7 separate regions of the Homo sapiens genome follow, and all the other regions are linked to region 2. Evidence: chromatin loops called from intact Hi-C (ENCODE). Cell type or tissue: endothelial cell of umbilical vein. All regions are shown on one strand. Region 1 has its middle 50 kb from the start of SLIT3. Region 2 holds the start of SPDL1 (spindle apparatus coiled-coil protein 1). Region 3 overlaps SLIT3 (slit guidance ligand 3). Region 4 has its middle 22 kb from the start of WWC1. Region 5 overlaps SLIT3 (slit guidance ligand 3). Region 6 overlaps SLIT3 (slit guidance ligand 3). Region 7 has its middle 17 kb from the start of LINC01187.

Region 1 (4,000 bases), 230 kb before region 2:
CTTGGCCACACATCAGGAGGTGAGCAGTAGGTGAGTGGGTGAAGCTTCATCTGTGTTTACGGTCACTCCCCATGGCTCACAATACCGCCTGAGCTCACCTCCTGTCAGATCAGCAGCAGGATTAGATTCTCATAGGACTGCAAACTCTATTGTAAACTGCACATGCGAGGGATCTGGGTTGGGTGCTCTTTATGAGAATCTAATGCCTGTTGATCTGTCACTCTCTCCCATCACCCCTAGATAGGACAGTCTAGTTGCAGGAAAACAAGCCCAGGGATCCCAGTGATTCTGCATTATGGTGAGTTGCATAATTATTTCATTATATATTACAATGTAATAATAATAGAAATAAAGTGTGCAACACATGTAATGTGCTGGAATCAACCCAAAACCATCCCTACCCTCGCCTCCATCTGTGGAAAACCCAGTCCCTGGTGCCAAAAAGGTTGAAGACCACTGGTCTATGGAAATGCTCTCTCTGTCCTTACATCTTATTATTGCTAGATCTTCATAATTCAGGTCTCAGCACAAATGCAGTGCTCCTAGAAAGACTAGCCCTGCCACACCATCTAAAATCCCACCCCACCTTATCCATCTGTATCACATTATCCTGTGTGATGCTCCTTAGGGTACTTATTACTTGGTATCCTCTTCTTTATATTTACTGGTTTAATTTCTCTTCCCTACCACATATAAGCTTTATAAGAGCAATCTTATTGATTGCTATATCCCAAGTGCCCAGAACAGTGCCTGACAGAGCAGTTATTCAAAAGATGTTTACTGGATTTGAGTGAATGATTGGGCTAGGTTAAACTATTGACTTTTGGATTATCTGTGCATTCCTGTGTTTCCTGCTCTAACTATTGTGCTTATGACCACAGACAACTCAGAAGGGCTTACATGGCAGAGGCTGAGTTAATGATACTGTTGGTCTGGCCCATAGGATTGAGATAGTCCACGCTGAGTCATTTCAGAGCTGTGTGGTATTTCAATCCAAGATTGCTCTGTAAACTATGATGGACTGCCTGCCCATGCATAAGGTACTTTCATCTGTAAAGAAGAATATTACAAGCTTTCTGACCTTAAAGGCTTCTCCTTAACTAGGCAGACAAGCAGATAAGCAAATGGTTTTTATACAATGTGAAAAGTAAGTTCAAATTATAGATGGACAAAGGAAGAATACAAGTTTAACAAATGGGGGGGTGTTAGAGTTATTTTCCCAAAAGTAGTGATGTCTGTTTGGAGCTTTAAAGCACAAAAAGGAGTTTGTCAGAAGCACATATAGGTATTCCAGGGAAACAATGGCACCACTAAGGTATAGAGGCAAGAAAGAGCCTGGGGAATTACAATAGTTTGGTAATGCCAGAATGCAAAATGTGCAGTTCAGGCTGGCAGAAGGAAACGAGGCTGGAATAGGAGCCAACAGGCTTATAATAATATATATCCTTGAGGTGCTAGATCCACCATATGTTTGAGGTCAAATACAAATATCTCAAATATCTTTCAGTCCAAAAGAGCCAACAATGAGTTGAGCTGAGAGCATGTTGCAACCTCCAGCCCCGCTTTGTACTCCCCTCGGGCACCATGAGCACCGTGCCCAACAATCTCAAAAGCCCCCACATGCTGGACCCATTAGGCACTGCATGCTCCACCGTCTGAGTCATTTCTCCCTCTGCCACTGGTGACTGAACCCAGAGGAACTCTCCACTAATTGAATTTGAGATGACTCACTCTAAACTAGGGACTTGAAACTCGAAAACCTTGGCAGCAATACCTTGGCAGTGAAATTCTTGGGTCATATTGTCCAGCTCATTGTCTGGGGAGCCAGTAGGAGCGAGGGGATGTAGTGTGGGTATCTGTCGGGGAGGAAGGTTGGAGGCAGGGACTTTGGGTTTTCTTAGAGACCTGGAAAGGATAAGAGCATTCACTGCATGTCATTGTTTGTTTGAGCTCCAGCTGGTAGCCAAGAGTTTTTAAAAAATGACATTCGAACATGTTTTGTTTGGCACACCTAGTTTTGTTTACAATATTTGATGCAACATTTTAAAGATAAGGAGCTTTTACATTACATACCACATTTCTGATTCTGTTAAAGCATTGAAAGACCTGGCAATAACCCACTGCAAGTGAAGAATGGATATCCCTGGTACAGGTGGTGTGCTCCCTAGGTTTCCAGAGTCTTCACCCCGATTTTTACATTCTGATGCCCCTGCACTTATATCCAGAATGTTTCACTTGTGTAGTAACATTCAAGGGCCTTTTTGGCCCTATAGGCATTTGTGTTTGCAAAGCCTATTCTGAAGCTACCAATGAGGAGACAAACTCTGATGACAGTTTTGGTAACAGAGGAATGGACCTCAAAGTATTATTTCTTTGGCATATTTCATCTGCTCAGTGCTCAGGAATTTATTAGAAAATAATGCAATAAAAGGGTGGGCATGAAGGTCAGCAACCTCCACCTCACCTACTCATTCTATTTTGGCAGAACATATAGTAGACATACTGAGGCTGGGGTTACATGTATTATCTTACGTTTCCCATCATAATTGTGTCATGGTATGTATTTAATGGATGCTCATTCAATGCATAGTGAATGGAATGTCATTGCTGGTCCAAGTCTGGGCATCTAATGTCCTCTCCCAGGAGACCTGGCACCCACGACACTGCATGGAATGTTTTTCTTTTTCTCCATCTATTCATGTTTCAATGCTCCCCTTCCTTTCATCTGTACTCATCTGCCTGCTCTTCCCTAAAGCTTTCAAGGACTTCCCCAGGCTGGCAATAGGAACCTTCTCTTCTCTATTCTTATCAGGATTTATTTTTGTTGTATAACTTCCCGAGTCTTTGTTTCATTTATGAGAAAATAAATATCTACTTCATAAGACCAATATATGCATTGTGTCTGGAACATGTTGAAAATGGTAATTAGATTTATATTTATATGCTTATATATTGCTTACTTTATGCCAGGAACCCTTTCAAGTATTTTGCATAGGTTGGTTTATTTAATCTTTACAACATTGCTGTAAGGCAGGTACTGATGTTATAATCCTCATTTTACAGATAAAGAAGCTGAAGCAGAAAGAGATGAAGTAACTTGCTCAAGGAACACAGCTAATAAGCTCTAGAGGTAAGCACAGCTAATAAGCCTTTAAACCCAGGAAGCTGGACCCAGCGTCTATGGCTCCACCCATTAAGTAAAACTGCCTCTCTTCTGAAGTAAGGTCTACATATATGGTAGTATCCTTTGGGTTAGAGATGGCAAATTGTCCTTCAATATCCATTCTCACCAGTGCTATTTTGTATTTTTAATCACACACAGCCTAATTGAATCCTACTTGCTTTTTTTTTTTTTTTTTTTTTTTTGAGACGAGGTCTCGCTCTGTTGCCCAGGCTGGAGTTCGGTGGCTCTAACTCAGCTCACTGAAACCTCTGCTTCCCAGGTTCAAGTGATTCTCCTGCCTTAGCCTCCCAAGTAGCTGGGATTACAGGCACCTGCCATCATGCCCAGCTATTTTTTGTATTTTTGTAGAGACGAGGTTTCACCATGTTAGCCAGGCTGGTCTTGAACTCCTGACCTCAGGTGATCTGCCCACCTTGGCCTCCGAAAGTGCTGGGATTACGGGCGTGAGCCACTGCACCCGGCCAAATCCTACTTGCTTTTTAAGCATGATTTGACTAGCACAAGAGAAAGGCAGAAAAGAGAAGTCTCCAATAATAGAACGAGTAGAGTAAAGCCTTAGAGGTGGGATCCTCTATCCTTCCTTCTCCTCTTTGAAAAATAGCTTTGTCAGCAGATCCTTCCCGAGAGTTCTTGGCCTTCCAGAAGTACCATAGATCCAACTCAGATGAAAAACTTCCCTGAGGCCAAGTCGCTCGGAACTATCTGAATGCAAATGGCAATGGATTTCCATTTCATCATTTTCAGATAGTACGAAATTCTAGCACTAACTTACCTGAACACGTTTGGTACATGCTCTCTTGTTTGTCCTTAGTTTCT
Region 2 (4,000 bases):
CAGATTGGGTGGCTTAAATAACAGACATTTTCTCACAGTTCTGGAGGCTGGGAGTCCAAGACTAAGGTTGGTTTCTGGTGAAGTCTCTCTCCCTGGGTTGCAGACAGCCTCCTTCTCGCTGTGCGCACTTGGGAGTAGTGGGGAAAAGAGAGGGAGAGATAAAGAGGAAGGGGATCTATCTCTGATGTCTCTTCCTCTTCTTATAAGGACAGTAGCCCTATCAATTAAGGCCTCACCCTTGTGACCTCATTTAACCTAAAGGGCCCTGTCTCCAAATACAGTCACATTGGGAATTAGGGTTTCAACATATGAATATGGGGTGGGGGGCAATGGAGGTGAGGACACAATTCAGACTATAACAGAGGCAGTTAACAAAATCCATTTTTCCAGCTGTCCCAGTGAAAAATCTCTTTGGCTTAGATTCCATCACATGCACATCTTTGAATCAATTACTGTAACCAGGGTGACGGGATATCCTAGAGATGAAAGGTAGCATCAGTTTTAAAGAATTCATATGGCTGAAAATTGAGAAAATAGAAATTATACAAAAGAATAATCAGAATTCTCTTGGTGGGAATAGGAGGAAGGAATTCATGCTAGGATGTTAGCTGTTAAATGTCTACTATATTGGGATGGTGCACTCTTTCTCTGAGAGAAGATTCCCCCTATTTAAAGAAAAAATAGTATAGCTATTAGGCTCATTCAGAGTTCAAGCTGATGCTATACATTGTTGATACAGGAGAGATCGCAGACTGGGTTTCATTATCATTATTACTATTAAACAGTCAAACCCACCTGCCTGGTACAATGATTCATTCTGATATCTAATTATCACAGTGGAAGTTGTGACAATTCAATTTCCTGATCTCTTCTCATATGGCTCCTGTTTTTCTTGTTGGATCCTTATTCTCCTCCTGTGCCATGGATTAGGACAATCCCAAAAGTCCTGCACACACCCCTCCGTTCTCTCTCAAAGCTTTTTTTCTTCATCTCGGCCATCCCCCAAGTTTCAGTGACCACAACCTTGAGTGTAACTTTCGTAACTTCATATTCCAGCCCATCCTATAAATCACAGCACTCTACAGCTTAATCTCATTCTTATTTGCAGACTCTGTGTCTCAGAGTCCTGAGCTTGTTTTTGCTTGATCCCAGCGATGACTAGCTTGCAGCTCTACTTAATAACATGAAGGAACAAGAAAGTCTAAGTCATCCTCTAAGTAAGGATTTACTGTTTATTGTTTGGTAAATGTCTCTTCCACTAAACTCTAAGTTCGTTTAATACAGAGACTATTCATTTGTAATGCCCAAAACAAATGATCATTCAATAAGTTCCTGTCAAAATATATGCAGCTTTCAATATAACGTAACAGTCTAATCCTCTCGTTTCGTCTAGAACAGTCACAATGAAGAAATGATGACAAGTTCACTACAGGAGTCTATCCCAGTTCTGAACAGCTATAATATTAGGAATTGTAACTGAGGGCCACAGAGTTGGGAGGTGGGTGTTGTTTCCCAGAATCTGAACTCCCATCCTATGCTTGGTGAATCCACTACTGTGTGAGGAGGCCAAGTCCCATCTCTCCTTACGTAAATGGAAAATAACAGATACAAGGTTGCTGTTTTTTGCTTTTTCCTGACCTTTGGTATTTAGGCCATGGTATGCGGACCTTGCCTGAGTACGGAGATCTGCATCTGGTATTGTGAATCAGAAGTTCCATTAAGTTATCTTAAAAGTAGAACCCATCTAGAATTCATTTCACTTGTGACATCTAGCGTCCAGTGGTGGTATTGGCAGTCCTGTATTCAGGCCATCCCTAAAGAATGACCTTTATTATGACATGGGGTAACCTCTAAGACTTTCCTAATGCTGTCCCCTCCCCTAGAATGCACCCCTCCTTAGCTCTGCCATCCTTCAAGGCCCTGCTTGAAGTGTCACATGCACTGGGAAGTTTTAAAGGAACATTTAGACAAAATATACCTCTCCCTTCACACAACTCCTTTAGTGTGGGGCACATACCACTTGCATAGCATTTACAGCCCTGTAAGTTCTATTTGTTTTTTAAAATCTCCTACTATATTGCGAGCATCTTCTAGGCAATAGTCGAGTTTACCACATCTCTGAATTCCTCCACTATGCCTAACACATTGCAGTCACTCAATTAATAGTTTAAAATACATATTTTTAAAATAGAATAGGAAGAAACATTAATAACATAGGGTATACCTTCTCTTGTAACAAAGGAGAAAAAATAAGTTCAGATCGATTTTAGATTACCTAATTGCAGCCAGTCATGATTGGCCTAAGCTAGAACAATCTTTTCCTGGCCCCTGAGTTAAGGAATCTTTGTTCAGTGATAGGGAAAATGGTATTTGTTTCATTTCTCCAAGAACATAGGTGTGATTACAAATGAATGAGCATCTGGTTCATTGGAGTCCCAGATAAATCTGTGAGACAACACTGTGAGCAATTTGTTGCCAATCTTAAAGCTCAGATCAACCCTTTGAGTCTGGCTTAGCTCAGGCAGAAATTGTAGTCTGCAAAAGAAACTGAGAAGAAGAGGGCAAGGAGAGTGTGGCATCCCAAGACATAAAGACTCAAATCAATGAGAGCAAGCAACTCTGTCAAATTTCACCAGAAGTGAGGACTAAATATTGACTACCGAATTTTGCAAGGTAGGAATCACTGGTAAACCTAACAAGAGCCACTTCATAGTATTGGTTGGGACCAAATCCTGGTTAAAGTGGGAAAAACAAACAAAAGAACAAAAGGTAAGAAAATGGAGATAATGGATGTAAAGATTTTTTTTCCCCAGAAATTTTGTTATAAAGAGAAGAAAACAAATGGGGTGGTTGCCGATTGGTGTCAAGGAGGATTTTTTAAAAAATGAAATCATGAAATGATTTTATGGCAATCACTGCAGCATGTTTATGAACTGATAGGGAAGATCCAATAGAGAAGAAAAAACTGAAGATGCAAAAAAGAGCAGTTAGAGCCAAGTTCTCAAATAGGCAAGAAAAGATGGGCTCGAAAGAACGACATGATTCATGTAACAGTTACTAGGACTCATCAGTGCTCATTAAATGTTATCTATTATTATTTCTGATCGCTTCAATTTTTGAATAGGCATCAGGGTTACAAAATATTATTATTAAAAACACATGCAAACAGCTTGGACTCTAAGACTGCATTCAATTCTAGTTCTACCACTTGGACAAGGCACTTTTTTTCTTCGGGCTTTTTCTCTGTAGAAAACGAGGAGTAATATCTGCCTCATAAGGCTGCGGGCTTAACTGAGATAATCTGTAAACTTTAACACATGGTGGGAACTTAAATATTAACGCCAGTATTACCACTGGTAGGGTGCATGAGATCGCACGATGGTGCCAAAGGTGTCTCTCCACCGCCCAGCCCAGCGACACTGTTCCCCTAGAAGGCATTGTCGTAAAAACAAAAAAAAAAAAAAAACGAACAAACAAAACACCAAAACACGGAAACTAAAAGCAAATACTTAAAAGACATGCAGGAAACCAGCCCAAGGAAAAATTTATGTGGAGCCACGTCTGCGCCTGCGCCTGCGCCAAGCCCACGGCGCGCCACTTGCACATGCGCAGTAGCTGTAGGAGGGGGTGGGCGCTCCATTGGGCGTTTCTCTTGGTTTTTCCTTTCCGCGCGGCTTGGGCGGACGTCTCGTGAGACGTGGGACTTCTCGCGGGAACTGCATTCAAATATCCCAGGCGCTTACTCGAGAGCTAGCTGAGCGAATGGGCCGGCGACTGTGGAGTTAGCGTCCTCAATGTGGACGCCCTGAGCTCCCATTAGGAGCCGCTGGCTGCGGCAGCAGGGGACTAGCGTGAGAGGTAGGGGCAAGGGGCCTGGTGGGAGGTGGGTGTGGAGAGCGGCAGTGGGGAGAGTCGAACAGGCCCTAAAGAAAGCTAGGGGCCGGGGTCTCGGCCGAGGCCTTTAGCTGAAACATCTCCTTCCCCGGAACCCTGGGGTCTT
Region 3 (4,000 bases), 320 kb before region 2:
GCCGGAAGATGCTTTTTGATGAGCCCAAGGGCAGACCTCTGAAACTGCTCACATCAGGCGGTCCTAATGGGTGTCTTCCTCTGTCTCCTCTCCCCAGTCCAAAGGACCTAATGCCACCCACCCAGCTACCCTGATGAAAGAGAGAAACAGCATGTGTTTGAAAACCATCAAATCACCTTCCTACCAGGTCAAGGAGAGCAGTGTTTCCCTTTGGGCCACCCTTATAGGGCTCCCATCTCATGCTTTACCTCTCCAGACTCACACCACAGGAGGCATTATTAACTATTCTGATTTTTGCACTTCGTTCTCATCTGTTACATAACCACATGCAAGTTTAAAAACATACACGCATTTGGGAAAGAAATGAGCTGAATTTGATTTTAAAAACTGGCTTCACACTACCTCAGTTGTTTGGGAACTAAGCCTCTCTGGGCTAAATTTTTGGCTTGGCAACACTCTCGCATATATAATTTTACACCTGCAAAAGCTTGCAGCCAGCCCTGTGCAGACAGCTACCTGCAGGGAGAAGAATGGGCCAAACAGAGGGGCAACCCGGGTGGTTGGATGTGGTCATGGTGAGGGCATGTAAAGAGGAGTATTGGGCATGGGGTCTCTTTTCCTTCATCCCTTGCACCAGGAGGACTCCCTGCCCCTGTTTTGCTCAGTTCAGCTCCATGCTCAAAAACAAACAAACAAACAAACAAACAAAACGTACAACTAGCTCTTTACTGGGAACAGCAGAGACGAACTTGCAAACTGGTAGCCCACCGGTGAGTTCTGGCCTGCAGACCTGCGTAGTCTGGTTCTCACTGTGATTTTCACATATGCAAATTAATTGCCAATTTGGGAGCATTTCAAATACAAATCTACAATTCTGGCTTGTCTCCAAAGGTCAGTCCATCAAATAACAATGGATTTTAGTGGCCATCATAAGCTGGTACTAAGAGGCAATTGCCCACTTTGCATAAGGTACATGCCTGCAATTCACCAGTCCACCTGATCCAATTCCCTCACTCAAGTTACCTGCTTAATCTTTTTTCGCATCAGAGTTTGAGATCCCTGCTGCCAAACATAGCGCTTAAGGTGGCAGGCCCTAGAATCAGATAGCCTGGGCTCAAATCTTAGCAAATAGAGCATGATTTTAGGCAGGTTATTTAACTCATCCCTAAGCTTCTGTTTCTCCATCTTAAATGGCCATAATCACAGTACCTACCTCCTAGGATACTGCAAGAATTAAATGAGATGATACGTATAAAGTGATTCTAGCCCAGGGCTGGTCATGCAGTAAGTACTCAAGAAGTAACCATCAATTGGCTGATTATTATTCAGGCAAAATGTGAGCACAAGTAAGATGATGATGTTGGCAGGACCTCCGTGCTTCTAACACAAAGGTGCACCTGGTCAAATCCACAGCTCCACCCCAAATCTCCTTCATCCACTTCAGGCACATCAAAGCATCTGCAGAGACAGTGCTTCCTTCCTGTCACACAGAGGACAACCCAGCCAACACACTCAGAAATAAAAAATTCTTCCTAAATTCTTCCTGTAATGACTTAAGGCAACGTATTCTTTTCTCAGCACTAACCTCCAGGTGGCGACTATCAGTCCAAAAGTTTCACCTTTTATTTCCCTTATCATGCCCAGAAATCTCAAACCCTTCCAAACTCCTTGCAAGGCCTGTTCTCAAAACACTTCCCTGCACTGCATAGGAGAGCACATGATAAAATGGCTCCTCCAATCACCGGGAGGCAGGAAACAAATCCTAGAAGAGACTGGGGCCAACCTTTGGAAATGTGGCAAGAAATGTAGGGAATACGGTATGGCAAGGATAGTGCTCTGTGTTCACCAAACTGTTCCATTTTCCTCCTAGGCAAACAACAAGATTAAATTTCCTGTGCCCTTTGAATCTAAGTGGGACCATGTGGCTGATTTCTGAAGAAAAGGAATGTGGGTGGAAATAATACGTGCCATTTCCAGGCAAGGCTATAAAACATCCTGCAAGCATGACACTCTCCTTCCCTTTCTTGTCTTCATGGCATGTAGAGATCATGTGTCATAAATGGAGGGGTCCCCCAGAGGAAAGCAGCCTGGGTTCCTAAGTGACAATATGGATCATAAGCCACCTACCACCACCCAGACCAGCTCTACTGGACTGGGTGGGTGGGAGGAAGAGGAAGAAATACAGCTTTATATTGTTTTGTTACTGATATATCTGGGCTTATTTGTTGCTGCAGCTTAGCCTTGTCTATGCTAACTGATACACCTAGCAATACGGCATAGTAGGAAAGAATGGCCCAAGTTAAGCATCCATGATCTTCATCCATGATAATCCAGAGCATGACTTTGTAAAATTTTCCTTCCTCATCTTTAAAAGGAGGAAAATAAACTGATCCCCTAGGGTCACAATAATTCTCACTGGCTTTGGATCCTAACACATATTACCTTAAGCAATGTTTTTAAGAAGGCCACTTAACTCCGGTCAATAGAGGTACAAATGCTGCACCCAACCAACATTAAGGTCCAAATAACTTTCTGCTATTTACTATGCAGGAGCCAATCTACAATGAGTGTTTACCATGTGCCAAGGACTATGCTAAACACTTCACATTTGGGGCCTTTTTTAATCCTCACAACCAGCCTATGAGGTTGATGCTACTTATTAGTCCCATTTTATGATTGAACAAATAGAGGCACAGGGAGATTAAGACACCTGTCTATGGTCACAAGCTGAGAAGTACCAAATGAACAAGGATTAGTGGCTGAAAATTTAGCAATCAACTTGCAGCAAGTAAATATAGAGTCCTAAAGGGTGAAAGAGAAATTGAAATGACCTGGTCAGAGAATTTTAGTAACATACTCAAAAAGTTTAGCTAAACTAATAAGCTCCAACTTACTGGGCTCCAGGGCCATATCTGATTTATGTTTGAATCCCTAAGGCTCAGCACAATACCTGGCACATGAAAGGCACAAATCAATATCTGTTGAATGACTGATGTTAACTTGAGCTCTTTATTGACAGTTTTAACTGAGTTACATTTGCCCTTAATTGACAATGGCTTGAGATCTAAAGTTGATGTACTTCACTTATACCAGTAAATCTGGGTATCAGTTAGAATTGGAATGACCATATGATTATCCAAACTTGAATACTTTTGTGAGTTAAAGGGGAAGTCATTAATAATTATACCACAGAAACAGGCAAAGATCAGATCAACACAAATGGTCATTCCCAGCTTGAGCCACAAAATATCGGCAACAGGAGTGGGTGACAATGGAAATACTCATATGGGGCCTGGTTGCCCACCATGTCTTTGTTCTTAAGGAGACCTTCTTCCTGTCCACTTGGGCTGAAGACCACTTCTAAGTCTATGGCTATTTGCAGGACACATCTTGGTTAAGTGTCATTTTCTGAATGGTGCCCACCTCCCAAGTCCAACCAGTCACAGAGCACATACACTATTAACTTTTAACATAGGTGCAGTAATCACTTTAAGAAAACGAAGGAACAGCCCAAGGAATGCAATGATTGCTGCAGGAATATAAACATGGACTGCATTGGAACAGGCTACATACTTTGTATAAACACTAATAAAGTGAGTTCAGGCTGAGCTGTGACTTTAAAGGAAATTCTTCCCCATAAACATGTCCTGCCATGCCCTAATAACTCTTTAATTTGATGCACATTTGGGAAGGATGATGCGAAGTAATCACAGAATAACGTTAAGGTCTGTTGCGAAGGAGGAGTGGCGGAGGGGGGAATGTGATGCAACTTGGTGCTAACACCATGCACCAGAGAGTTAGCTTCATTGCTCATTTCACACATGGAGGGAATTTGCCGAGTGACACGCAGGAAATCAGAGACAGGTCTCTGCAGGTTCGACCCAAGGAAATTCTGAATGTCATCTGATGGCACCACATAAGACTCCCAGTCATTTTCCTGCCTGTCTTTCCTTGCTGGAGACAGCAGAAGTGGCCCTCACTTGCAGGCGGAACTCTCCAA
Region 4 (4,000 bases), 1.3 Mb before region 2:
GGAGCCTGCCCCCATGCCCGGCTAATTTTTTGTAATTTTAGTAGAGACAAGGTTTCACCATGTTGGCCAGGCTGGTCTCGAACCCGTAACCTCAAGTGATCTGCCCACCTTGGTCTCCCAAAGTGCTGGGATTACAGGCGTGAGTCACCGTGCCCAACCTCATTTTTATTATTTTAGAAACTTTCTTCCAAACACTGATTTTTCTAAGAGTAGAAATTGAAGCATAACAATTTTCACAGGGGGAGAGATTTGTATGCGGGAGCTGGGAAGATGGAGAAAGATCTTCCCTCAAATCTCATGTCCTCAAGAGCAATCTCAGCTTCTCCCCTCTCCTGGGCCTGGGTAACTTGAACAAGTACTTTCAGTGTGTGGACCTTCTTCATGGCTTCAAGGGCTTTTCAGAAAGGGTGACATCTGGAAAGTGGAGGGTCTCAGCCATGTGAAGACTAGCCATGTGAACAAGGGACATCTGTTCAGGCATTCTACTTTCAGAGTCACCAAGCACAATTTTGTCCCTGGCACTGTCAGAAGCTGGGAAGACAAAGATAAATAAAACATGGTCTAAAGTGTGAGACAAACTCACAAGCCAATCAATCACTACAGCACAGTAGGCTCAGGGCTGGCACACAAGTGATGAGCAAACACATGATGTCCAGAGGACAGGAGTATGAGTTCTCTCCACAAGTTTTGTTGTTTTTTTTTTTTTTTTTTTTTTTGAGACAGAGTCTTGCTCTGTTGCCCAGGCTGGAGTGCGATGGTGCAATCTCGGCTCACTGCAACCTCCACCTCCCAGGTTCAAGTGATTCTCCTGCCTCAGCCTCACAAGTAGCTAAGATTACAGATGCCCACCACCACGCCCGGCTAATTTTTGTATTTTTAGTAGAGATGGGGTTTCACCATGCTGGCCAGGCTGGTCTCGAACTCTTGACCTCAGGTGATCCACCTGCCTCAGCCTCCCAAAGTGCTGGGATTACAGACATGAGCCACCGTGCCCAGCCTCCACAAGCATTTGAGCTGGGCACTGGCAAGTAAGAGAATGCAAGACAGACAAGGCAGGAGGGGGTAGCAGGAAGGAGAAGAAATATGCAAAGAGACAGGTGAGAAGTTCAGAGAGGCCGGGGCAGGTGCTAAGGATTAGAACCACCGGCGAGCGCGCTAGACACGGGTCCCAGGCCAATTAGATCAGGACCTCTGGAAGAAAGGTCTGATCGTGGGTAGGTGAGTTTCACCTGCAGCCCGAAATGAGGAGCAGGGGATTGGAGCTCAGCGGGAAGGGCACAGCCAGAGATGAGGTTTGTTGGAGGGAAGGAGGCAGGAATAACAGTCAGGCTAAGAAGCTGGGTATTCTCCTGCCAGGTCATGAGGGACATCAGTGTGACTCTTGTACATAGGGAGAAACACGATTAGGGAATCTTTGGGTTTGCAAAGTGGAGAGAGAAGAGTGGCAGAAGGCCCAGAGCCCGGGAGAATCTGCAACAGTCTGGATGAGGGCTTGAAGGAAGGCTGGGGCGGTCAGAACAGAGGGAGCGCTCCTCAAACCGGCTCAGATTTGGGAAATGAGGACGAGGTTCTGTAACTTGCCCAGAGTTGGGGACAGGGTCTATACGGGGTGGAACACCGAGAACAGATCCCGGCCAAGGATCCTCTCTCCAGTGCATGCACCATTCCTTCTCCTTCGCCTCTCCCTCCTCCACGACCAGCCAGGTGAAACAATTAGGGAGAAGGGATATTCTGATTACTTACTTACTTCAGTGATCCTCTGACCACACCAAGTGGCGACTTTCCAGGAAAGTTCTGATTCAGCACGCTCACACCCAAGCCCCGCCTTCCACCCTGAGGAGGCAGGTGGGCAGCCTGTAAGGCGCCATTCCCCAGCACCCGCAGCGGGCACTGTGGCTGCACGCCGCCCTCGGAAAGCAAGGCTGCACCAGCTGCTCCACAAAGCCCCTCCCTCACCAGCCCTCGCCTCCTCCCGGCAAATGTTGGGTTTGCCATCTGGCCACGAGGTGGCAGCCTTTCCCATGAAATCTGCTTGGAGGTGGGCCCGGCGCCTCAAAGGGATTTAGGGAAGTCGCCGAGCAGCCAGAGACTGCGAGGAGAGCCCTGGACTCCTGAAAGAGGCCCGTGGAATCGGTTCCAGGAAAAAGATTCCAAAGAAGACCAGTCCTGGGACCAGCCAGACTGGACTGCGAGCCTGCCTCCACCATTTGCCCACTGAGTACATTTCCACCTGGACTTCCTGAGCCTCACCTTTCCCATTTGTAAAATAGGGATAAAAATAACTGCTGTATGGGATTATTTGGAAAGCCTAATAAAAACAATATATGTAAAGTCCTTGGCAAGGGCCCAGCATTTAACAAATGCATATTAAATGGTAAGCTATTATTAAAGGAAAATTGTGGAATTTGGGGGTTATCGTCTTTAGATTAAAAAAAAAAGCAAAACAAACAAAAAAAATCCTTCACTTTCACTCCCAACCACACCTTTCTAGCTAAGCCTGGGCTTCTTATCTAACCTCCGAAGCCTGGGTTTCCTCCCCTGTGTAGTGGAGATGATACTGCCATCTGGCAGGGTTGCTGTTGTAAACACTCAGCCTCCCTCAAGGGGATGTCTACTGATTGGCAACTAACTTTTCTTATTCTCAGCCTTCAGTGAGAGCTGAAGTGTGATCCCAGCCTGAAGCTTGACCTGTTCAAGAGTAAGGAGCTCCACCCACCCCATCCTCCCACTTCAAGAGCTGCGTAAAGCCCTGGGGACTTGCTCTTCTAGAAGGCTCCAGGGAAGAGAGGACAGAAGAAGCAAAGCCTATACCCTCTTAGGGACAGTCTACCCAGTAGCCACTCTTCCAGAGATGATCAGTGTCCCTGAACTGAGCCCAATTCCAGGGGCAGTAAAAGGGATGTCCTTACACTCATGCATTCATAAAACGCTTCTATCCAAATTAATTGCTGTTATTTGAACTTCCCAGCCACTCTGTGAAACAGTGTGAAAATTGAGCCTTAGAGAGGACACACCACAGATCAGGAACAGGCCCCTCCCAGGTGGCTGGGAATCTTCGGTTCTCAGTCAGCTCTCTGGCTGTTTCCATTCCCAGGCCACTCCCTCAACAATCCCTTATCTTGGTCTTATCTCGGCCACATACATATAGATTTTGTTCTCAGGCTAGAGCCTTTGGCCAGAAGGAATCTGCCCCACTAGCTATTAGTCAACCAGTGAACATTTAGGAAACATCTATTACGTAGAATGCTGCAATGAAGATGGAGAAAGTGAACACAAGCTGGCTTCTGCCCCCAAGCAGCATCTCTGTATTAATCAGGAGAGGTGCAGGGGTAAGTGACAGAACCCTAACACAAAGCAAAAACCAGAATATCCAAAGGCAGGACTGGCTTCAAATTTGGTCAGATCCAAGGGCGCAAAGATGCTCACAAGGTACTGTCTTTGCTCCACCTCTCAATGCCACTGCCCTTGGGATGTGGCCTTATCTTCACAGTGATTTATTCCATATGTAGGAAAGATGGTTGCCAACAGGCCCAAACCTATATCCTTGCAGCACCCATGGGAATGTCAAAGAGACCCTCCCTCTATCAACAGAAGACCATGAATTTGCCCAAACCCCATCAGCCTTTCCGGGGCCATAAAGAGCGGGAAAGGAGTGGCTCTTACAAGGAAAATAACTGCCTAGACGAAAACGTGTTAATTGCCAACATCTACTGAAATCATGAGGGTATCTGTCCATTCTGTCCACAAATAGTGCCTGACATGCCGTAGGTGCTCAATGGACAAACCAGGTGCTGGGGACAGAGGGATGAATGAAACGCAGCCATCCAGGAGGAGTCTAATGGGAAACACCAAGAAGCGAATACGCAATATAATGTGGAAGTGGGCTGGGCGCGGTGGCTCACGCCTTAATCCCAGCACTTTGGGAGGCCGAGGTGGGCGGATCACTTTGGGTCAGGAGTTCGAGACCAGCCTGGCCAACTATGGCCAACATGGTTAAACC
Region 5 (4,000 bases), 460 kb before region 2:
AATACAAATCGTTCTCCAAAATCCCAAAACTTTCTCATCTCTGGTCTAGACTAAGTGGGTAAAGGGAGGCATATGAGCAGAATTTATAAAGTCAGAGCCAGAAGGAAGCTTGGAAGCTTTTCTTCCCCATCCCACCTAGACTCAACACAGGGATTGGGAAACAGGTCCATCAAGGAAAGCTCAAGCTGTGACACAGGCCATAATTCCTGACCATTTACTCACAGCAATTAGCAGAGTTCCATGGTTTTCTCATTTACCAAGCCTTTCTTTCCTAAATGTAGGCATTTTCCAGCCATTGTCATATTTAATTCTTATGATAACCCTGGGCAGTAGGTATTCCTGTTGTCCCAATATGCACACGAGGAAACTGAGACACAGGCACATGTATGGAAGCCAGGCCAGGGAGGGATTCCACAGGCAGACCAAGGCAATGTCCAGCCCCTCAGAAAGGCCCAGGATCCTGTTACCAGAATTCCTGGTCGTCAACACACATTGATTTAATGATGATGATAATGATAATCATACACTGAGCACTATGCCAAGTGTAGAAACCAGAATATCTAATTTAATCCTTACAAGTATTTGTATAAAATGAGAGTCATCACTCCTCACATTGCAAATGAGGAAACTCTGGACTAGAGAGATGAAGGAGCTCGCCTGTGGTTGGATCCTGTGGTGGGATCCGATCCTCACACTTGAGCCGGTGCTCCTGACAGCCATGGAAGGCCACCCCCACTTTGGACAAGGGCCACCCAGCATATCAGGCACAGTGCGCCCTGCAAAGAGGTGGACAACAGTCCTTGCCCTTAGGGTAGATACTCTATAAAGCACCTAAACCAATTAGATAATAACATAAACCAGTGACAAGTTCCCAGCTAGCCAATGCTGATGGAGCTCAGAGAAAGAGAAAGAGAGAGACTCCCTGGGGCTGAGGCTGTCAGGGCTTCTCTGTGAGAGATGAGGATATGGAGAGATAATTATTGCAGGGCAATAATTATTGTTTGGATTATTTTTATTATTTTTGCATTTATTATTGTATTTATTATTGCAATAATTATTGCAGGGCAAAAAAATCATTACTGCAGGGCAGTCCGGGCAAAGAACTCTGAGCAGAGAGGTGAGCAGACAGGTGTCTGAAGGCCCAAGAGCTCAATGGTCTGGTTCCCACGGAAGAAGAGTGGGACAGAAGATCATAAACATGAGCGGAGATCATACTGTGTAGGGATGCAGATGTCAGGATACAATGTTAGGACTTCATCATTGGCAATAGGGAGCCTTTAAACATTGGGAGGCAAAGTACCAAGATATCTCTCCAGGATGAACGACCTAGTTATGGTGTTCAGGATGAATTTGAGGACAGAAAACCCAGAAACCCAAAGACATTGTTAATGACAGGAAGAGGACATTATGAAAGCTATGCTGACAGAACATGGCGGCTGACTGGAAAGATCTAGGCAACCAGGCCTATTATCATCACTGATAAGATGATAGTCCATGCACATGATCCTTCCATTAATTATGTTTCCTTCTACCACAAGTGTTTCTTCCCCTCAACAAAAGGTTGAGGTCTGAGGGAGAAACAGGCTAATCAGGGCTGCATCAGGAGAAGAGGCCCTAACTACTTGGCACCAGTGCTGGGGAAAAGTCCTCAAGCATGAAGGAGCCCCATGTCCTCTGATTCCCCCACAATCATGTCCTACTTGTTTATAGGGAATCTAATAAAAAGCAAGGAAGCAAGGAGTAGCTGATTTGTTGAGGTTTCCCTAGGCCAGCCTCAAAGTCCACAGAGCCTTTCAGATTTACATAACCCTTCAGGGAGGGTTTACTGTCATCCTCATCCCTCATTCACTCCCACAATATCCAGCAGGGGGCAGGGAGCAGGGGGCTTGAAAGGGTTGGCTCCACCAGGGACACACAGCAAGTCAGAGGCTGCCCCAAGTCTATCCTGTGAAGCGACTGGAGGTGGCAGTCCTTCTTCATTAATCACAAGTAGCGTGGAATGAGAAGGTACCAAGAAAGGTGTGTGTGCCTGCACTGTCCTAGGGCACCCATAAAAATAGAGAAAACACCACTTTACAAACTGCCAGGATACATAACTCCACAATGGACTTACAATCTATAAAAAGCACGGCTCCATGCCCGGATTGAGGAGCTGGAAGAGCCAAACTGGAAGTGAGTGAGCAAAGATCATGTGAAATGACTTCCTCAGTCCAGATCCACATCACTGGGCCCTTCGTGACAATTACTGTGCATGTTCTCCCCCGTCCCCTCCCTGCCCCCCTCACCTCTTCCCAGCCTGATTTTGCCTGTAATTTTGAAAAGCTATGGCTGTTTCATTGGGACTTGGCTCAAGTCTGCCAGGAAATGCAAATTCAGGACAGAAATAGTGGAATTTGGACACGATGGCAGAGCCAAGCTGCTGCCAATCCCAGCTCTACCTCAAAGTTTGATGTGGGGAAGAGGAATGGAGGATTTCTAGGGACTAAGAGAAGGTGTTAGCCAGAATTCTGTTTGTTTAAAAAGTCTCACCCAAGCTGTACCAGGGTTCCCGTTCTTTGGAGATATCTAACAAACTCTATTCCCTGCGACCCAAAGGGGTCTCTATTCTCAAAAGGAGAACTCTGTTTCTCCTATACAAGGTGAGTGCCAAATATTGCCAATGAAGTCAGAAGTAGATTGAAGAAATTTGAAAACTCTAGGTTCTCTCCTTGGCCCTTTACGTGACACCCAAGAACAGGCCACAGCGCTTCCTAAGCACGAACTAGCATAACTAAGAAAAGACGCTCTCATACAGGCCCAGCATCACACACTAGGACAATGTTATGGTTGTCACATTCTATGATGTGTGCCTTTTGCCTTCCCACTTGAATATTTTTGAAATGTGGCTGGGGGTGGTGGTTCACACCTATTAATCCCAGTGCTTTGGGAGGCCAAGGCGGGAGGATCACTTGAGCCCAGGAGTTCAAGGCTGCACTGAGCTATGATCACATTAATTCACTCTAGCCTAGGCGACAGAGTAAGACCTTGTCTCTAAAGAAATTTGTTTAAATGATTTTTTGAAATGTGCACATTTGCAATGCCTACATATAAAAGAATCTGTATTTCCTCAATAATTTGTATTAGGATTTTTATTAGATATGTTGTATGTTGCATTCTGTGGAGTCATATATGGAGGACATGTGTGTGCTGGGGGTGGAGCTAAGACCATGCATTGGTTGGTCATCTTCTTGAACTGGTCTCCCTAGTGACACTGGCTGAAGGTGCCTCTGGCCCAAATGCTCCTTTTAGTCTTTGAGGGTTCTTGGACTTTTGAAAGGCCAGGTGAGACCAAGAAAGCGAAAGAAAATTTTGAGTTACTGGTTTTGTTCTGCTGCTCTTGAGGTCCTAGGCAGGACCGAGTCAAGACCCATTGTTAACCCAGGAGAAAGCGGGCAAGGCAGTCTGTTCTGGTTCTGTAAAGAAGAAATGACCCAGGAATTTGTAGGATACATAGGTCTGGAGGATTTAGGACCTTGGCCATCACTAGATGAAACCAGCAGTTGTTACAAGGAGTGGTACTGCCATTTGGCATTTTCAGGAACCTGTTCATGTAAAAACCTGCCACTCTGATAGTGACTTGCTTTAAGAGTAGGGAACACTCTAGCCACCTTTTCACCTGGAGTGGCACTGATGGTATTCTTTCCCTGAGGATATACCCCTTGCTGGTAAAGCCCCAGAAAACAGGCTGCAGTCACATAATTTTTAATTTTTTTTTTACAGTTTTAGTGGTATTCTCATTTTATAAACTACCATTTATGACCACTTATTGTGTGCCAGACACTATGTGAAAGTGTTCTACATAGATTATATTTATCCCTAAGTGTTAAATTTTTCCCAAAGTCCCACGACCGCTTAGTCCAGAAGCTCATGTTTGAATCCATGCCTGTCTGGATCCAAAATCTGTCTACTAAACCATGATACTTGGACTGCTTCTGCAGCTTTTAAAAGCATCAAAGCTGAT
Region 6 (4,000 bases), 630 kb before region 2:
CTGCTTTAGGGCTAAACTCGGGTGTTTCCTCCTCCCAACACGTGCAACAAAACGCATGCATATGTGGCTCTGTGAAGAGGCAGCCAGCGTCTTAGGGAAACCCAAAACCATGTACAAAGAAAGAGGGCAGTGGTTCCACTAGGCCTGGGCCAAATATCTCTTGATTTGTTCTAATCTTTGGGCTTGTGCTTAATGTCATGATTGGATTAGAAACAAGATTTTCCTCCCAGGCTATGAACTTGGAAAGTTTCTCGCGTACTGTTTCTAAATTCCTTGTTACAATAATAGCCGCACTCTATGTACTAAGTTTTATGTGCTGTATTCTTATTTAATTCTTACGACAATGCTAGGGGGGAGTCACATCAAATGTAGGTGGTAGCAGTGAGGCTCTGAGATGAAACAATTTCCCTGAGTTTACCTGGCTGGTTTTCAATGAGGCTGGGATTGGGACTTGTGTCTGTGCTTGCAATCACTATACACGTTGACCCTTTAGCTCTTTCTTATGGCTGCTGATTTGAGAACCTATCCAAGGGCCTGAGAGACCAAGGGAGGGGACTCAGTTGACCCCAGTCCTCTCAGCCTCCCCAGCCTCTTTGTAATAGAGAATCAGTCCTGCTGCAGGACCTACAGGACCAGAGAGCCTTAGTATCACCCACAGATGCTACCATGGGGCAGCAGCATTGGGCTGGAGACATTGGGCCCCAACCTCCCAAATGCCTGCAGATAGCCTGGGCCCTGCCTTTTCCTACTGTGCCTCCCCAAGCCCCAAGGGGCAGCGGCTGTTAGGGAGGGATTCTCATGGTCCCATAGTGTTCCCCAGCCTTGTTCACGCAGCACAACAGTGACATCCAGGGGAGAGGCTTGGTGATGGCAGGGACCACCTGGCTCCAGCATCTTCTGCAGGTTTCTGGGCTGATTTGCAAGCACAGGCCCTGAATCATCAGAGGACAGGCATCTGGGGGCTTGTGGGTCCACAATCCCCTCTGCGGCCTGCCTGGGGTCTTTCGACACCGGACACACGCTCACCCCCTAGCCCAGCCTTCATCCCTCATTCTCACCCCTTCCCTACTCTTTGCTCAGTTACTCCAGGGTTTAGAAAGGGTGTCTTCAACTTGACCTACTGGAACACACAGCTGCTCCCCTCCCCTTCGAACACCTCTCCATTTGCAAAGCCTTTTATCAGCTCCATCTGATGATAGAGAACAGGTTTCTGGAACTAAAAATTAGCTCAGTCTTTTTTTCAAAGAGAAAAGATTTCACAATTAAATGGTGAATGTATGGGGGTGTATTGTTATTATTACTATTATGTCTCACACTAGCATTTTCTAGTTTCTATATATTGTGGTGTCCCCTTTGTTTTGATCTGCATGAGAAAGTCAGTATTGTCTATGGAAGTAAGAAACATACACTGCACAAAAGGAATTAGATCCTACACACACACACATAAATATGCAAGTATTTAAACATTTAAACAGAAACCAAGGGCAATATAAACTAAAAGGCTGAAAGAGAAATGCAACGAGAGAAAAAACAGATGCTTGCCTCTGCTGGGGACTTTTCTGGGGGAACATTTGGGCTGATGCTGCCCATCACCTTTCCCTGGCCTGTGGGTGTCATCTCTGCAGACTGCACTCTGGGATGTTCCCTGGGTCCCTCGGGAGCTGCAGGGAGAGCCACCGTCTGCCGCCCTGGTGCCTGGACTCCACTCCCCCAGGCCCCTGCTCACTGCTCTCTTTGGCCAGGAGGTGGCAGTGCAGAGATGTTGCATGGGACTGTGGCCCAAAAAGGAGGCATAGGAAGAAAAAAAACAGGCTGGGGTGGTGGGCCTTGAGGATTTCTGCCCCACAGCTGTGCCCAGGTCAGGGGCAGGGCCACCTGGGTCCTGGCTGACAGAGGCACCAGGGCTGCCAGTGTGAAAAGTGGGGGCCTGGTTCTTCATACACTGAGCTGGCTTGGTGGAATCCTCCTGGAAGAATGTGCCCCACATGCAGGGCCTGAGGCTGGATGCAGACCCAAGGGCTGGGGCTGGGCAATAATGGGGAAGGAGAGCCTGAAAGGTAGTTTTTTTGTTGTTGTTGTTTTGTTTTTTTCTTTTTTGAGATGGAGTCTTGCTATGTCACTCAGGCTGGAGTGCAGTGGTACAATCTCGATCTTGGCTCACTGCAACCTCTGTCTCCTGGGTTCAAAACTCTCCTGCCTCAGCCTCCTGAGAAGCTGGGATGACAGGCATGCACCACCACACCCGGCTAATTTTTGTATTTTTAGTAGAGATGGGGGTCTCGCCATGTTGGCCAGGCTGGTCTCAAACTCCTGACCTCAAGTGATCCGCCCACCTCAGCCTCCCAAAGTGCTGGGATTACAGGCCTGAGCCACCATGCCTGGCCAAGTTGTTTTTATTATTATCCTGAAAACTGCCACCCACAGGAAGGGCAGTGAATGACTGTGTGCCACACTTTCCCTTCTCTGCCGGACCTGACGCGCCACCCCAGCAACACCCCTGCCTTGTCCGGGGCCTGATGCACTGCCTGGCACACAGTGGGTGCTTGCCCACTATTAATAGTCATGGCAACAGAAGGGCAACAGAAGCCCCCACAGCAAACGGGGGCTGTGGATTTTTGGGTTCAGAGGAGACTCAGCGAAGGAAGAGGCTCCGTTGGAACAGGCAGGGTTTAGGTGTCATGTGATTTAGGTGCATACAGAGAACAGAGCCGGAGCCTGAGGGGGCTGCAGATGGATGTGAGGCTGCAGGTAGAAACTCCCTCTCAGCACCTGAGAGAAATGATTGTGAGGTCGGGAGACACTTTGCAAGTCCTTCTGAGGCAGGTGTAAGTTGTGGAATTTTCCCTTTCTGGAGATTTTTAAGAAAAGGAAGCTTTGGTGGATTGATTTCACTGCAAGATGCAGGGCTGAGAATTTCAATTGTATTTTTTTCCCCCATTAGCAGTTGTTTGTCTCAGCAGCTCTTGCTCTAGGAACAAAGTCTAATGTGACCCCAATATTTAAAGCATATACATGGATTCTGATTAACCATGAAGAAGGCCAGAACTCTGTTATTAGGGCTGCCCCCGGGTTATTCTCTTACCCAGGATAGTGTCAAAGACATCTGTGAGCACCGCAGGGCTCTGCTAAAGTGGGTTTGGAAATCATTGGTGGGGACTAATTGTCAGGGCCTGGGATTTGGTCCTTTCTGGTCATCTGCTGAGTCAACTTTGGGTGTGTCTTCCTGAGCTATGAAGGGAGGAGTGTGGACTAGCTTAGCAGTTCCCACACCTGGCTGCCCTTCAGGCTCTTCTGCAGAGGTCGTTAAAAACACAGATGCCTATGCCCACCCCACCTCTCCAGGATCAGAACTTCCTGGGGCATATGAGCATCTGTATTTTTCATGAGTGTGTCTGGGGACTCTAACAGTCAGGTCAGCTCACCCCTGAACAAGCTGACCTGTGGGGTGAACGGAGTTTCACCTGCGGGTGTTCTGAGGCTCTTATCTCCAGGCAAACCTGACTGGATTTGGTTAAGCTAAGCTTCCCTTCCAGTAAGTGTCACTGAGCATGGGCCACAGAGAATCCTGCAGTCATGGGGACCGTTCAGCGTCTTTGCAGACAGTCCAGGAGGAATGAGACCATGAGAAATTCAAAGCAACTGGGGGCTCCATGAAGTTCATATCTGTGGTATGTCATACACATGTGGTTCCATGAAATCTCAGTCCTGGGAACGTATCACAGAGATGGTTTCACTCTTATTATAGCCAGCCTATCCTCCAGAGAAAGATTCCTTACAGAGATCTTTCAAAAGTGTGTGCTGTGACTAGATACACAAGGCCAAAAACAGCTGACCCATGTAGACAAAAGACCCAAAGAACAACTGTCAAATATACAACAGTAAAAATGAATTTTTTGTCTTGTTTTTTTTGAGGCAGGGGCTCGCTGTGTCGCCCAGGCTAGAGTGCATGGCGCGAGATTACGGCTCACTGCAGCCTCAACTTCCTGGGCTCAGGTGATTC
Region 7 (4,000 bases), 630 kb after region 2:
TGGGATGGCTGTGTCAAATGGTATTTCTAGTTCTAGATCTCTGAGGAATCGCCACACTGACTTCCACAATGGTTGAACTAGTTTACAGTCCCGCCAACAGTGTAAAAGTATTCCTATTTCTCCATATCCTCTCCAGCACCTGTTGTTTCCTGACTTTTTAAGGATTGCCATTCTAACTGCTATGAGATGGTATGTCATTGTGGTTTTGATTTGCATTTCTCTGATGGCCAGTGATGGTGAGCATTTTTTCATGTGTTTTTTGGCTGCATAAATGTCTTCTTTTGAGAAGTGTCTGTTCATATCCTTTGCCCACTTTTGGATGGGGTTGTTTTTTTCTTGTAAATTTGTTTGAGTTCATTGTAGATTCTGGATATTAGCCCTTTGTCAGATGAGTAGGTTGTGAAAATGTTCTCCCATTTTGTAGGTTGCCTGTTCACTCTGATGGTAGTGTCTTTTGCTGTGCAGAAGCTCTTTAGTTTAATTAGATCCCATTTGTCAATTCTGACTTTTGTTGCCATTGCTTTTGGTGTTTTAGACATGAAGTCCTTGCTCATGCCTGTGTCCTGAATGGTGATGCCTAGGTTTTCTTCTAGGGTTTTTATGGTTTTAGGTCTAACATTTAAGTCTTTAATCCATCTTGAATTAATTTTTGTTTAAGGTGTAAGGAAGGTATCCAGTTTCAGCTTTCTACATATGGCTAGCCAGTTTTCCCAGCACCATTTATTAAATAGGGAATCCTTTCCCCATTGCTTGTTTTTCTCAGGTTTGTCAAAGATCAGATAGTTGTAGATATGCGGCGTTATTTCTGAGGGCTCTGTTCTGTTCCATTGATCTATATCTCTGTTTTGGTACCAGTACCATGCTGTTTTGGTTACTGTAGCCTTATAGTATAGTTTGAAGTCAGGTAGCGTGATGCCTCCAGCTTTGTTCTTTTGGCTTAGGATTGACTTGGTGATGTGGGCTCTTTTTTGGTTCCATATGAACTTTAAAGTAGTTTTTTCCAATTCTGTGAAGAAAGTCATTGGTAGCTTGATGGGGATGGCATTGAATCTATAAATTACCTTGGGCAGTATGGCCATTTTCACGATATTGATTCTTCCTACCCATGAGCATGGAATGTTCTTCCATTTCTTTGTATCCTCTTTTATTTCATTGAGCAGTGGTTTGCAGTTCTCCTTGAAGAGGTCCTTCACATCCCTTGTAAGTTGGATTCCTAGGTATTTTATTCTCTTTGAAGCAATTGTGAATGGGAGTTCACTCATGATTTGGCTCTCTGTTTGTCTGTTATTGGTGTATAAGAATGCTTGTGATTTTTGTACATTGATTTTGTATCCTGAGACTTTGCTGAAGTTGCTTATCAGCTTAAGGAGATTTTGGGCTGAGACAATGGGGCTTTCTAGATATACAATCATGTCGTCTGCAAACAGGGACAATTTGACTTCCTCTTTCCCTAATTGAATACCCTTTATTTCCTTCTCCTGCCTAATTGCCCTGGCCAGAACTTCCAACACTATGTTGAATAGGAGTGGTGAGAGAGGGCATCCCTGTCTTGTGCCAGTTTTCAAAGGGAATGCTTCCAGTTTTTGCCCATTCACACAATAATAATGGGAGACTTTAACACCCCGCTGTCAACATTAGACAGATCAACGAGACAGAAAGTTAACAAGGATACCCAGGAATTGAACTCAGCTCTGCACCAAGCGGACCTAATAGACATCTACAGAACTCTCCACCCCAAATCCACAGAATATACATTTTTTTCAGTACCACACCACACCTATTCCAAAATTGACCACATAGTTGGAAGTAAAGCTCTCCTCAGCAAATGTAAAAGAACAGAAATTATAACAAACTGTCTCTCAGACCACAGTGCAATCAAACTAGAACTCAGGATTAAGAAACTCACTCAAAACCGCTCAACTACATGGAAACTGAACAACCTGCTCCTGAATGACTACTGTGCATTTTTTAATGCACCTGTGGGCAGAGGAATTAGAAAAAGACAGCCCGAAGCAGCCTCAGCACTCCTCCTCCTCTCCTTCCTCCCTCCCCCTCAGTACAGCTTGGTGAGAGAAGCCGAATTCAAATGCAGTCAAAGGGTCCCTTGAGATATTAGGGTTCTATTTCTTTGCTTCTCTCCTTTCATCCATAAATATGGACGACTTCCCTTTATGCTGGTAATGCAAGAGAGCGCAAGTGACTAGCCCACAGTCCAAAAACCAGCCAAAGACAAAAAGAATATTCAGGGTTCCAAACTGTGGAGTGTCAGTCAATAGATTTCTGTTCAGTACTTACACAGTTCCTGCCACAAGAAACTTATTGCCCTTTTAGCTTCCAAGTGAACTGAGCTCTCAAATGCTGCATCAGAGCTGCTGGGAGCTGCTGCAAGTTGGCTGCCTCTTTATTAAGGAAACAGCATCCCCTGCTGTCACTCCTGACTACATACAGATTTGCTTTATATATTATCTGAGCTGTGTCAAGATTGGATTGACACCCCTTCACTATACCTCTGGAAAGAAGTCCACCCTGGCCACTGTTCATTGTTTTGTTTGTTCAATTTATTTGAAATGAAATTGGTGTTTAGAATTTGGGGATACCATCTGATACATTATCATTATTACTGATAATAACAATTAGCAATTAGCAAACCAGGTATTGTGCCAAGCACTTATATGCATTATTTTATTCAAATCTCTCAACAATAAAAATTATCATATCCATTTTATGGATTAAGAAACTGGAAACATTGATCCCTTGGCACAATTACTTTTATTGAATAAGGTAATATTTACTCACACAACACACTTGTACTGAGCACCTGCTGCATATCAGGCTCTAGAGGCACAAGGATGAATGAGGCATTGCCTTTGTCTTTGTAAAGTCATAACAGAGAAAGGAGGGAGAACAAGAGGAGAAAAAAACTAATGTTGATTAGACATCTAGTCTGTGGCACTATGCCTGGTGTTTATAATTGGGCAATTTCATCTCATTCTCCAACAATCCTGGGAGGTACGTTTTTATATATCCATCTTACAGGTGAGAAAAACTAAGGCTCAGAGGGTTCAAATGACTTGCCTAAGGTGACACAGCTGGTTGGTAGAGCAACTGGAATTTAAACTCAGCTCTCCTTGATAGCAAAGCCACACTTTTTGAGAAGATATATTGGAAGAAATTATTGAAAAAAAAAGGTTTATTGAGGCCCCAGAGGGGTCAAGAAGATGAAATAAGCAACTCGATATAGAGGCAGTCAGGTAATTCACTAAAACAGTTGCTGATTTTGGGTTTTGTCATTTATTCATTTCCTCAGTCATCAAAGGAGCCTAAAACATGTTTGTTGAGCATGTACTATGAGTTAGATATGGAAACCAGGGAGATGGTAATGCCCAAGATAGTATAATGACACCTGTCTTCATGAAGCCTATAATCAGGAGGATAAGGGGGTCCAGCATTCGACAGTGGGACTCCCAGCAACCTCTCAGATTGGGCCCAAGTGCTGAGAACAAAGGTATAGCAGGGTGCTACAGGAGTGCAAGCAGTGCCTTAAGTCAGATGAGGGTGTGTTTGGAGGACCTGGCCGAGCAAGTTGCATTTGAGCTGCCCTAGAAGGCTGGGGAGCACCAAGGAGCACTTTCTCTCTAAACAGAGAAAGGATGGAAGAGCTGCCCAGTAGAAGAGGTAGCAGGCATGAATGTTCAAGTCAGGGAGCCGTTGGGAGCGGGGACGTTGTGCAAAGGAGACATGGGGAGGAAAGTGAAGCTGGGCAGTAGTTGGGGGCAATCAAGCAAAGCTAAGAATATGGAACTTTAACCTTGGAGCAGCATTTCATAAACGAGCTGTGGGGAGCACAAACTCTGCTTTTCAAAAATGGATGCATAATATTTGTACATATTGACATGGGATATGTGATATTTTGTTACATGCATAGAATGTGCAGTGATCAAACCAGAGTGTCTAGGATATCTGTCACCACAAGCATTTATCATTTCTATGTGTTGGGAAC

Evidence for each region. Peaks named below come from ENCODE experiments on the same cell type or tissue, not always from the same donor. Only the 100,000 strongest peaks of a DNase experiment are listed, where the experiment ranks them.
Region 1: it touches region 2 in a loop (6-fold over the local background); 5 of 110 quality-filtered maps call a loop at or near these places.
Region 3: it touches region 2 in a loop (14-fold over the local background); 6 of 110 quality-filtered maps call a loop at or near these places.
Region 4: a loop joins it to region 2, with 18 times the contacts of the local background. A loop is called at or near these places in 11 of 110 quality-filtered maps.
Region 5: it touches region 2 in a loop (22-fold over the local background); 2 of 110 quality-filtered maps call a loop at or near these places.
Region 6: it touches region 2 in a loop (15-fold over the local background); 8 of 110 quality-filtered maps call a loop at or near these places.
Region 7: a loop joins it to region 2, with 5 times the contacts of the local background. A loop is called at or near these places in 5 of 110 quality-filtered maps.

Annotation. Positions count from the first base shown.
Region 1 is chr5:169,349,271-169,353,270 of GRCh38, forward strand. No RefSeq gene overlaps it. Among named protein-coding and RNA genes, the nearest start is that of SLIT3, 50 kb to the left of the region's middle. In endothelial cell of umbilical vein, no CTCF peak of the experiment used is centred here; DNase peaks (open chromatin) are centred at 951 and 1,811; H3K27ac peaks cover 2,025 bases.
Region 2 is chr5:169,580,032-169,584,031 of GRCh38, forward strand. SPDL1 (spindle apparatus coiled-coil protein 1) reads left to right here and starts at 3,742. Exons shown (of 12, transcript NM_017785.5): 1 at 3,742-3,858. LOC105377714 (a long non-coding RNA gene) reads right to left here and starts at 3,630. Exons shown (of 3, transcript XR_941200.3): 1 at 3,352-3,630. RefSeq lists an enhancer at 3,369-4,000. In endothelial cell of umbilical vein, a CTCF peak has its summit at 1,786 (motif pointing left); DNase peaks (open chromatin) are centred at 1,760 and 3,690; H3K4me3 peaks cover 845 bases; H3K27ac peaks cover 862 bases; H3K27me3 peaks cover 149 bases.
Region 3 is chr5:169,264,475-169,268,474 of GRCh38, forward strand. All of the region lies in intron 1 of SLIT3 (slit guidance ligand 3), which reads right to left. Among named protein-coding and RNA genes, the nearest start is that of MIR585, 2.8 kb to the left of the region's middle. In endothelial cell of umbilical vein, no CTCF peak of the experiment used is centred here; no DNase peak of the experiment used is centred here.
Region 4 is chr5:168,267,531-168,271,530 of GRCh38, forward strand. No RefSeq gene overlaps it. Among named protein-coding and RNA genes, the nearest start is that of WWC1, 22 kb to the right of the region's middle. In endothelial cell of umbilical vein, a CTCF peak has its summit at 1,997 (motif pointing right); a DNase peak (open chromatin) is centred at 2,001; H3K4me3 peaks cover 301 bases.
Region 5 is chr5:169,115,147-169,119,146 of GRCh38, forward strand. All of the region lies in intron 4 of SLIT3 (slit guidance ligand 3), which reads right to left. Among named protein-coding and RNA genes, the nearest start is that of SLIT3-AS1, 100 kb to the left of the region's middle. In endothelial cell of umbilical vein, no CTCF peak of the experiment used is centred here; no DNase peak of the experiment used is centred here.
Region 6 is chr5:168,945,708-168,949,707 of GRCh38, forward strand. All of the region lies in intron 4 of SLIT3 (slit guidance ligand 3), which reads right to left. Among named protein-coding and RNA genes, the nearest start is that of SLIT3-AS1, 66 kb to the right of the region's middle. In endothelial cell of umbilical vein, a CTCF peak has its summit at 1,732 (motif pointing right); no DNase peak of the experiment used is centred here.
Region 7 is chr5:170,214,035-170,218,034 of GRCh38, forward strand. No RefSeq gene overlaps it. Among named protein-coding and RNA genes, the nearest start is that of LINC01187, 17 kb to the left of the region's middle. RefSeq lists a silencer at 2,211-2,505. In endothelial cell of umbilical vein, a CTCF peak has its summit at 2,426; a DNase peak (open chromatin) is centred at 2,407.